4 separate regions of the Homo sapiens genome follow, and regions 1, 2 and 3 are each linked to region 4. A link is a loop called in an ENCODE intact Hi-C map of the cell type or tissue named here. Cell type or tissue: PC-9. All regions are shown on one strand. Region 1 overlaps MTM1 (myotubularin 1). Region 2 overlaps MTM1 (myotubularin 1). Region 3 overlaps EOLA2-DT (EOLA2 divergent transcript). Region 4 overlaps MTMR1 (myotubularin related protein 1).

What was found. A loop is a pair of places that touch in the nucleus more often than their neighbours do. Peaks named below come from ENCODE experiments on the same cell type or tissue, not always from the same donor. Only the 100,000 strongest peaks of a DNase experiment are listed, where the experiment ranks them.
Region 1: it touches region 4 in a loop (2.6-fold over the local background); 2 of 110 quality-filtered maps call a loop at or near these places.
Region 2: it touches region 4 in a loop (4-fold over the local background); 6 of 110 quality-filtered maps call a loop at or near these places.
Region 3: it touches region 4 in a loop (6-fold over the local background); 34 of 110 quality-filtered maps call a loop at or near these places.

What each region holds. Positions count from the first base shown.
Region 1 is chrX:150,644,056-150,646,555 of GRCh38, reverse strand. MTM1 (myotubularin 1) reads right to left here. Exons shown (of 15, transcript NM_000252.3): 9 at 685-873. Among named protein-coding and RNA genes, the nearest start is that of MTMR1, 48 kb to the left of the region's middle. In PC-9, no CTCF peak of the experiment used is centred here; no DNase peak of the experiment used is centred here.
Region 2 is chrX:150,586,422-150,588,921 of GRCh38, reverse strand. All of the region lies in intron 1 of MTM1 (myotubularin 1), which reads right to left. Among named protein-coding and RNA genes, the nearest start is that of MTM1, 19 kb to the right of the region's middle. In PC-9, a CTCF peak has its summit at 1,118 (motif pointing right); no DNase peak of the experiment used is centred here.
Region 3 is chrX:149,961,897-149,964,396 of GRCh38, reverse strand. EOLA2-DT (EOLA2 divergent transcript) reads right to left here. Exons shown (of 12, transcript NR_027456.1): 9 at 1,681-1,814. Among named protein-coding and RNA genes, the nearest start is that of EOLA2-DT, 25 kb to the right of the region's middle. In PC-9, CTCF peaks have their summits at 1,141 and 1,346 (motif pointing left); a DNase peak (open chromatin) is centred at 1,346.
Region 4 is chrX:150,715,584-150,718,083 of GRCh38, reverse strand. The region is part of intron 3 of MTMR1 (myotubularin related protein 1); the gene reads right to left. Among named protein-coding and RNA genes, the nearest start is that of MTMR1, 23 kb to the right of the region's middle. In PC-9, CTCF peaks have their summits at 877 and 1,076 (motif pointing right); a DNase peak (open chromatin) is centred at 1,073; H3K27ac peaks cover 269 bases.

The DNA of each region.
Region 1 (2,500 bases), 72 kb after region 4:
TCAATCTGGGGCCATTTAGTAGAGCAAGCAAACAGCCATACACCTTGCAGCAGCTTCTGAAGGCAACACTATGCAGTCACTGATGTTCATGATGACCCTAATCAATTTTAAGTGCATTCAGCATATTCTGCTTACAGCAAAAAGTCAATTGAGACAGACTTCTTTGAAAACGGTCAACTTTGTGTATATGTTTGTGCCTGGAAAACTCACATACGTGGACCTACTCATTTCTTGAATTATCTTATGTAAATGAGAATACACATATGTGAGTATATACGGGTATGGGGGAGGGAGTGTTTGAGTAAGCATGCAAATTTAGTATTTTAATAATTACAGCTTCCCATAGCTTCTTACAGATGCCCCAATAGTGTACACAATGAGTGATCATCCACAGCTGAAAGGGCTTTAAAGAGAATCTAACTTTTTCCTGCCAAGGTCCTGGCCAAAACCCAATTTCATTACAGTCTAGACATGCCTATTTACCTAAAGTTTATTTGCATTTGATTTTGATATATTCAATTTTGTTTAAGTTTTGTGATTAAAACTACTTTCTGTCTAAGAGAACTGGTTTTCTTAACTATTAATTTAAACCCACGTGTTTCTATATCATGGCAAAAACATTCACAGAAAACACTGCACTCCATATGTAAGCTAAGTGTCCAGCACATCATTAAGTCCACTCACCTTGTTGGCCACTGCATTTACGCTGGGTCTTGCATCATAAATGGTGAGTTTAGAAATTTGTTTATTAGTCTCCCTGATAACATCGAGATATTTCTCATCATCTTTATTTCGTTTCCCACTCATACCGACAAGAGGCTGACTGCAACGCACAATGACCGTCTTATTTTCTGGATGAATCCATGACAGCACCTATGGTTAAGTCAGAAAGTTTAAGCTATCAAGAAAGCAAATCTCCAAGCAAACAATTAAAACTGTAAAACAGTAAAGCACTGACGGTTATCAAGAAGTGAATCTGATTGTGCTAAAATAGAATACTTGTTCACTTGCAATCTCACTGCGTGTGTGTGCCCAGAGACATGCATTTAATAATATAACTCAGAAACAAGTACAATTACCAGTCTTTTCTTAATTAGCACCACATCCAATATAAATTAATTGCTTACCTAAAAATAGTTATATCACTTAAAGGAAATTGAAAGCTTGATCCTATTTTAATTATGTAGCTTGCACTGGATTTGTTATCATATAGAAGCAGCTTTGGCAAAAAGTGAGAGGTAAAGGAAATTGTCTCTGGTACAATATGTTTCTCATAATACCAACTCTGTCTACAGATCATTTTCCCAACAGTCTCAATTCTAGAATCTAACACAGGAAGGAAGAAAACCTGAGCAGAGCAAAACTGATCTCAGGACAGCCCAAAGAGCATAGATCTGCTCGTCTCCACAGTGCAGTGTGGACATCCAATGCCTAGGAGACCTCATCAAGCCCTGATTCAGAACCTATCTTCTCTAACTTTATACACAAGTCTAGCACATTTGCTCCCTGGTTGCCAAGCTCATAGCATGTGAAAAGTAATACACGTAAAAGGTAGCTAATAATGTAATATACCAAAAACGACAGAATTGTACACTTGAGATGGGAAATTGTTTGGTATGTGAAGTAGATCTCAATAAAGCTATTAAAAATGGGAAGCTGGAGAACTGCAGCACAGTGGGCGACAATGTGGACTTTGGGGTCTAGTGCCATCTCTGCCGTGGTTCTAACCTCAGGCATTTCACTCGCAGCTTCTCTGGCTTCCCTTTCCTCTTCCATAAAATGGGGAGAATAATATAATCTCATAGGGTTGCTCGGTGGCCTGAAGAAGAATGCCCAGAAAGTCTGCAATAAACACTGGCTCGTGTTAGCTTATAGAGGCAGGCCCAGCAGCCAGGAAAGTCAGTTAGCAAAAACTACAAAATGCAGATACAAAGAACGAAAGAAGCTTAATCATGTGGGCTCACTCAACATAACACCAAATTCCCTGATGTCTCTGAAGTTACCTACCCCATGATGGCAAATGACAAACATTGATGTTTATAAAAATGAGTGTTTATAATGACAACAGGTTATTGAGAAAAGATTATACAGTAATATTTATTCATTCTCAGAACAAATATGGTCCTTGCACCATGCTAGAGATCAATTAAAAACACCATTGTAGCCCCTGCCTAATAAGAGTCCAAAGGCTCAGAACTGGGAGCCTTGGAGAAGGTACCAGTGGGACCTAAACCTCCACCTTCCAATCTATAATGCACAGCACATATGAGATCTGCCTTCCTTTCCCTCTATGGCCCTGGTATCAAGAGAGACAAGAGACATGAGACCACTTTAAAGGAGCAATTTGCTACACATTTAAAAGATTTATTATTTGAGAAATTATTAAAATATTTTTTAATATTTTTTATTATTTTAATAATTTGAGAAATTATTAAAAATAAAAATTATTTATTATTGAGAAAGACCCTCATCAAGTTGTAAATTTCAGTCGGGCCATAGG
Region 2 (2,500 bases), 130 kb after region 4:
GTTGGCAGTGTAATATTTCACTTAAGCCACAAGTTCATACAAACTCATGTTTGAAATGGTACGACAAGGCCTTGGCTGATCAGGATGGTCCAGGCAGGGTGGTTCTGGGCAGCAAATTTAAGTGTATATACTGTTATGTAGTTAACTGCAGGGTTAACTTGTACCCCTTTGAAACGATTTGCACTGAAAATAATTTGAGTAATGCTATCTTCCCTTATAGACTTTTCCATGAACATTTCAAATTAAGGTACAGCCGTCCCAGTACAGGGGGCTGGGATTGGTCAGTTGAATCTGTGGAGGCAGATACAAAAACCTCTTTCACCGCGCCCTTTTTCCAGACTAAGGAACTGTTTTTCCTTTTCTGTTGAATATGAAAAACAACAATACACAAACCTGAAGCACACATTAACTAAAAACATTAAAAAATGCATGCCATTTTAACGCTTATGTTAAGAATCTAAAAGCAGCAGAACTAGAAAATAATTTTGATCTCTGCCTCATAGGGCCTTTGCAAGCAAACTGTAAACACCACGGAGAGCTCTATTTCCCATCGTCACCTGAGTTGAGATCAATGGCCCTGAGTGGTTTTTCTGAACTTTTCTGTATACAAACAAAACAGTGACAAAGGTATGCAGCTTTTGTCTTTTGATGAGCCTTTAATGTGGTTTATGACTCTGTGTTGGCATTTACGTTAAGTTCAATCATGCTCTTTCTCTGGAAAGATGCTGCTTATGGAAACATACTGAGACTTAAAACTTGACTTCTAAAGTTTGTCAGAGAACAAGCAGCCTCTCCGTTCAGAATTCCAGGTCTTTCTAAGGTAGTTGTCCTTACTTAGAAGTCTGTTTTCAAAAAGATGCCAAATCTCTTTGGCAGTGGTGCTCAATACCATCAGACCCGAAACTCCCTTTTTATAAAACAAATTTCTGTAAAGTCCCCTTTGCTAGGCTGAAATGAAAACCATGGATATCCTCAATCTAAACATGATACAAAATCAATATACTGTACTAACTCCAATATAAAGGAGAAATAAAAGGACAGTGATTTATAATAAAATAATGTATTTTTCAATGAATTACACCATAACCAAAACATGCCCCCATTTCCAATTTGGCCTCTAGGGGGAGCGTCACCCCCAATGAGAACCATTCACAGAGTTCTGTACCTGGAGTGCCAGTAAACACAGGATTTACTATAAATTTATTCTGATTTTTTGCATTAAAGTAGCTTGGATTGTAGGCCACCTAGGATGCAAAAAAATGAAACATACCTTGAGACGTCCTCAACCAAATCACTGTGAACCAAGATAAATGTTCATATTCCAGCCATTTTGAGACCAGGTACACCATCAATTTAACACATATATTTGTTTATTTGGGGGGAAGAAGTGCTCAACTCACATGAAAATAAACTATGATCTGCAAAAGCAGAAGTTTGGTTCATTTTTATACATTTTCCTTTGAACAAGGGACTGACAAATTTTCCGTGTAAAGGGCCAGATACCCAGACATTTCTGTTGCAACTACTCAGTACTGCGTTGTAGCACTGAAGCAGCAATATGTAAATAAATGATGGGCTATATTCCAATAAAATTTTATTTACAAAAACAGGCTGTCACGCCCTGCATTAAGCTGTTAAAATAATTCCCATGTGAACCGTCTTCAGCCGAAGTACATAATAATCATATTCTCTTAAACTAAAAAACAAGCTATTAACCCCACCATTGAGAGCTTGTCAAAATGCCACTATGCGCCCACCTACAAAACAGTGTGATACAGTTGAAAAAAAGGAAGGGATTCTGTATTCAGACCAATTTGTGTCTCAGATCCCAATTCTCTCACTTAATTACTGCAGTTTCCAGTCTGTAAAATGGGTGTGACGCCAGCCCTCACAGTGCTGTCATGAGGAACAGGTAAAATTATAGCACAGCAGATGGCATAACAAAGATGCTCAAATACCAGTTCCCTTCCTCCTACCAGAGATGCTTTATGCTTTTTTTTTTTTTTTTGAGACAGAGTGTCACTCTGTCGCTCAGGCTGGAGTGCAGTGGTACCACCTCAGCTCACCGTAACCTCTGCCTCCTGGGTTTGAGTGATTCTCCTGCCTCAGCCTCCTGAGTAGCTGGGATTACAGATGTGCGCCACCATGCCCAGATAATTTTTGTATTTTTAGTAGCGACAGGATTTCGCCACGTTGGCCAGGCTGGTCTTGAACCCCTGACCTCAAGTGATCCGCCCACATCGGCCTCCTCCTGTGGTGCTAGGATTACAGGCATGAGCCACCACACCCAGCCCAGTGAACTCTTAAGTCATTCCCCAAACTGGTGCTAATATGTTAGGTTGGTTGTCCACAAAATATACCATATCCTTGATTGCCTAACCATTCTGCACACAGGTTTTCTAAGATGATCAATCTAACCTTGCCAAGACTCCAATCAGCCTTACAGTAGTTTACCTTCAAATATGCCTCCTTCCATTAAAAAAAGAAAACACTTGACTCC
Region 3 (2,500 bases), 750 kb after region 4:
ACTATGGCTATACAATGGAATACTAGGCAGCTATTAAAAATCATGAGGTAGAAGAACATATAATGACAAAGAAGATTAAGCAAAAAGGCAGATTATAAAATAGTAAATACAAAATGAGGCTAATTTTTTTCTTTCATTTTATACATTTTTAATTTTTTTAATTTTTAATTTTGTGAGTAGTTAGTATGTATATATATATGTATATATATATGGGGTAAAATTTTTAAAAATAAAACCATATGGAAAAAATACTGGAGGGAAATATACCAAAATGAACATCAATTACAGTTCTCCCGAAGCCAAAGAACCACTGGTAATTTGTTTATTTTCACCGTTCTGCATTTCACAAACTTTCCACAATAGATTTTAAACTCTAAGGCATTTGAGGAGCAAGGAGCGAGAAAAGGTATACAACCATAGTAATTCTCTCTGCTGCCATTATACTAGGCATTTATAGTATCCCATAACTGAATGCAAGAATTGCTCCTGTATAAATGGGAAGAACATGGATTAAAACAAATGAGAAAAGGGGCAATGTGCTAATATGTTGTCTGCATAATTTTTTAAAGCATAAACATAAATCTGGAAACCAACATATTACAAGGTTAAGAATGGTTACTTCTTGTTGGTAGGAATGTGGGTAATGGTTAATTTTGTGAGTGTGATTTTTTTTTTAATTTCTGAAAAATAAAAAAATAAAAATTAAAACCAAATGAGAGACCTATAAATATTTCCACTCACTGGTGTTGGGGCAGTGTGAGTACACTTCTTCCTCTGTGTCTGAGACTGTGGGAGGAGCCCAGTCAGTCCCCGGGATGGGAGGGAACATTCATGGCCACTGCTTTCCTCCCCTGGTCTCAGAGGCTGAACATTGGTGCCCTCTCAGTGAAATAACACAGCAATGCTAGTCTCTCCATTCACTGTATGCCAGGGAGCCCCTAATCCTATGGCAACGACCCCATAAATCAGGCTCATGGACCCCTAACCCTTCAGAGCTCCCGGTCAGCAGAGTTCTCTCCCATGCCATGGCCCTCTATTCTGGCTTCTGCACCCTGCCATGAGACCGGGAGCTCCTGGAGGGCAGGGCCTGTAGTTTAGCTCAAACCTTGCCTCTGTGACTACCCTAGTGCCTTGCATAGAGTGGATATTCAATGAACATTTATGAGACTTTGAAAGGCAGGCAGGTATGAAACATCATCTTGGTGCCTGACTTGAGAATAGAGGAACATGGATACTAGCATGTATCCATGAAGCCTTTCATCCTCTCAGGAAAAGCACAATCCAGCCCATGGCTTGGCTACTTCTTGACGTGCGCACGGGTGCAGTAGTCTCATGGATGAGAATGCCACCTAGTGGCATGGATGTGGTAGTCTCGTGGATGAGAATGCCACCAGGGTAGGCATGGGCAGTGATGAAAGCAGGTCAAAGAAGAAATTAAACACGGTTCAAACAGATCTTCTTTGAAATAAAGATATACAAACCATCACAATAAGTGGAACAGTGGGGGCTGGATGAGGTGTCTGTATGAAGGCATGGCAGCTACAAAGTCAATATAGCATCAATATACAAATTTACGTGCGATGCAATAGGTTTCCTTTGTTTCAAACTGAAGGAAGACATTCCATCTCACTGCCAAAGGCTTACAAATTAACGCTGAGGGTCAGGGTTCATGGTACTTACTCAAGGTTCCTGTGGCTGCTGTTGTAGTCCCATAACTTTAAAATCATTCTATCATCTTGGAGTACTTTCTCTTAGTGGGGAGATGATGGAATTTGTTGATCATAAGAAGTATATAATGGGAGAAATCTCCTTTGCTAAAGGTTCATGTAATGAAAGTTATGAAAAAAACCTTTTTTTTCATTAAAGCAAACTAATTTGTCACTGAAGAAAAAGTAATTATTTAAATGTTTAAAGAAACAACTTTTTTCAATAAAGCAAATTAATTCTTTAAATATGTCGGAGTGTCTCCAGGTACTGACTAGTGTTCTTAGAAAAGAAAACTTTTAAGAACAGAAAAATTCAGATCAAAAGAACACAGCCCTTATCTTTCCCCCTTCAAATATAAGTCAAATAGTGGCTGTGAAACTGACTGCAGGGAAATCCCTCCATTTTTTATAACATCAAAATGGAATAAGGCTTCATTGCTCAAGCTCATACATACCAGGTCTGAAAGCACATGTGGGTTAAATATCTCAGACTTGGTTTGTTTGAAATGATGTTCTTGCTTTCAATATGATCAACTAAAGACAGTTACTCTGGACTTAGAGCTTCATGGAACAACATAGACTTGATTATGCCAAAAGTACTTTACACAGCTTGAGAAGTCCACTCTTAACAGGTGCCTTTGGAAGTCAAGGCAAAGGATTTTTTAAAAAATTGAGCTGGAAGAGATCCTGACCAGTATAACTAGACAGCCTGTGGGATTCAAGAGGTAACAGCTTATCTGCTTTTAAACACTAGTACAATAAGAGAGTTCACAATAAAGTTGGACAACCGCCAT
Region 4 (2,500 bases):
GTGTGTGTGTGTCTGTGTGTGCTCGTGCACACGGACATGCATGCACAAAGCGTATGACCAGGGACATGAAGAGTGAAGTTGTCAGTGTTCACCCAATCCAGGCCATGAGAGAGTGTGCTCTCATCTGGCAGGCAACAGTATTCCAATCCCTGCTGCGGAGCAGGGTGTTTTCGTCAGGCATGTCTCAAGACAATTTACTTTGCAGTAATTTCATACTCACCAAGCAAATTGCTAATGATTTACTAGGTTTCCTGGCTACAATGATGCTAGGAAAAGGATACCTTAGATGGCCAGAAAAATACACGCCCACGTTTTTAAATTAGCAGATTGGCACTGCAGCCCAGTAGCCACTCCCTTGTGAGCTTGGTTGGATAGTGCCAGATAATTGAGGGGAGGTGAGAAAATGGTGTTCTTGAACTACAAAGCTAGGGACCAAAGCCTGAACTCGGGGTCTATTCCAAGGTACCGCCACCCTGTGAGACGCTGCCAAGGAAACCAGTCACTTTCTCCTTGGCATCTCTGACATAATGTGTCATGAATAAGAATAAGGTGATCAGAACCCCCAGCAATTCCAAAGCTGTATTTCATAGAGCATTACTTTCCCAAGAGATGTGAATAGGTCTTAAAAAATAAATAAATAAATAAAAGTTTGGGAAATGCTGGGTTAAGCAAAACAAGTTCAGCTGCTTTTTTTCTTCTCCTTTTTTTTTTTTTTTTTTTTTTTTTGAGATGGAGTCTCGCTCTGTCGCCAGGCTAGAGTGCAGTGGCACAATCTCAGCTCTCTGCAACCTCTGCCTCCCGGGTTCAAGCAATTCTCCTGCCTCAGCCTCCCGAGTAGCTGGGACTACAGGCGCACACCACCACGCCCGGCTAATTTTTGTACTTTTAGTAGAGACAGGGGTTTCACATTGTTGGCCAGGATGGTCTCCATCTCTTGACCTGGTGATCCGCCCACCTCAGCCTCCCAAAGTGCTGGGATTACAGGCGTGAGCCACCGCGCCCGGCCTCATTTGCTTTTTTTAGTGAGACATCTTTAGTGTGTCAATGCACACCGAATCCGCAAGAGGGCGCCACAGTATAATGCATTCCTCATACCTATTTGATCGGGACTGCTTTTTCCACCTGTTAACATCGGAGGCCACTAGTGTTCAGTGGAAAATAGGTCGAATAATACTACGCTTTCAGCATAATTTTGTAAAGCAAAATATTTTTAAATGGATGTCTTTTATAATTCTAAATTATTGAAAATTCAAAATAGTAATTATTTTCATAGTTACAAGAATATTTCACTATGTTTTATTAAAGGACCTAAAGGTCAATTTAGAAATACTACACATAGTAGTTTCATCACATTTTATACAGGGAAGAAAGCCAAACTATAAATAACAAATTCAATGTTAAATGTTGGTCAGGGCTATGTTAGTTCTACTGGGAGACCACAAAATGACATGGTCCATCCTCCTCCTTATCCAAAGATGCATGGTTAAAATAATATAGATTAGGAATCATCGTTACCTCCAAACAGTTAATTCAATTCAAATTTTTAGCCCAGACTGGTTTTTAAAGACATTTTCTGCCAAAATTTTTTGGAAGTAAACACATTAAGGGTAGGTGTGGAGAACGATTAATGGATTCATTTTTATACTCACATCTGTTTTGGAAATATATTTTATGCAATAAAGCATAAACTAACAGGTATACTTATAAATGTCTGGTTTTAGAAACACTAAAAGATCTCCAATCTTAGAAGCCTTAATTTGAAACTCTGCTTTATTGCCTGAACTAGTGACTAACTGTATAGCATCTCATGAAGTGAGAAAGCTATTTTAATCAATATCAGAGTTTTAAATTACTTCAAATGTTACGTTGTTAAAGCCTATTTTAATGGCTAAATATTATCATGTATTATACAGACTTAAGTTTCTTATATGTTAAAAATAAGTGAAAATAGATTATTTTGAAATATAATTACTAAAGCAAGCTGCTTTAATCAACTGAATCTGGAGGAGCTTAGGAAAGGTATGACTCTCTCTATTTAGAGCAAGCCACATCAAACATTTTAAAGTCCTCAATCCAGGACTAGCTAATAAAATGTTGCATATAGGAGACAGAGGTGATTAGGACCATTTTAAGAATACACAATGCTCTCAAGATAGAAGTTGAAAATCAAGCATTTCTCTTCTCTTCCCATAGTCATGTCAAGTTTGGCTTGAAACTTCTGTGCATTTATATGTCAGTGAGACATAGTAAGGCAAACCTCTAATTGATAAATCTGGGACATGCCTTTTAAATGGCAAAAAAGAACAACTACTGGAATAAAACAAAGAAGTGACCCAATTGCTTCAGATTTCCCCGTAGGAGATTCCTTTTGTAAAAGAAACACATTTAGCTTTAGCATAGAAACTCAAGAGAAGAGTTTTAAAAGCTTGGAGGTTTTTTTGTTTGCTTTGGTGAGTATAGTAGATTCCCTTTATGAAGCTGCTGTTAGGAGAAGGGACTC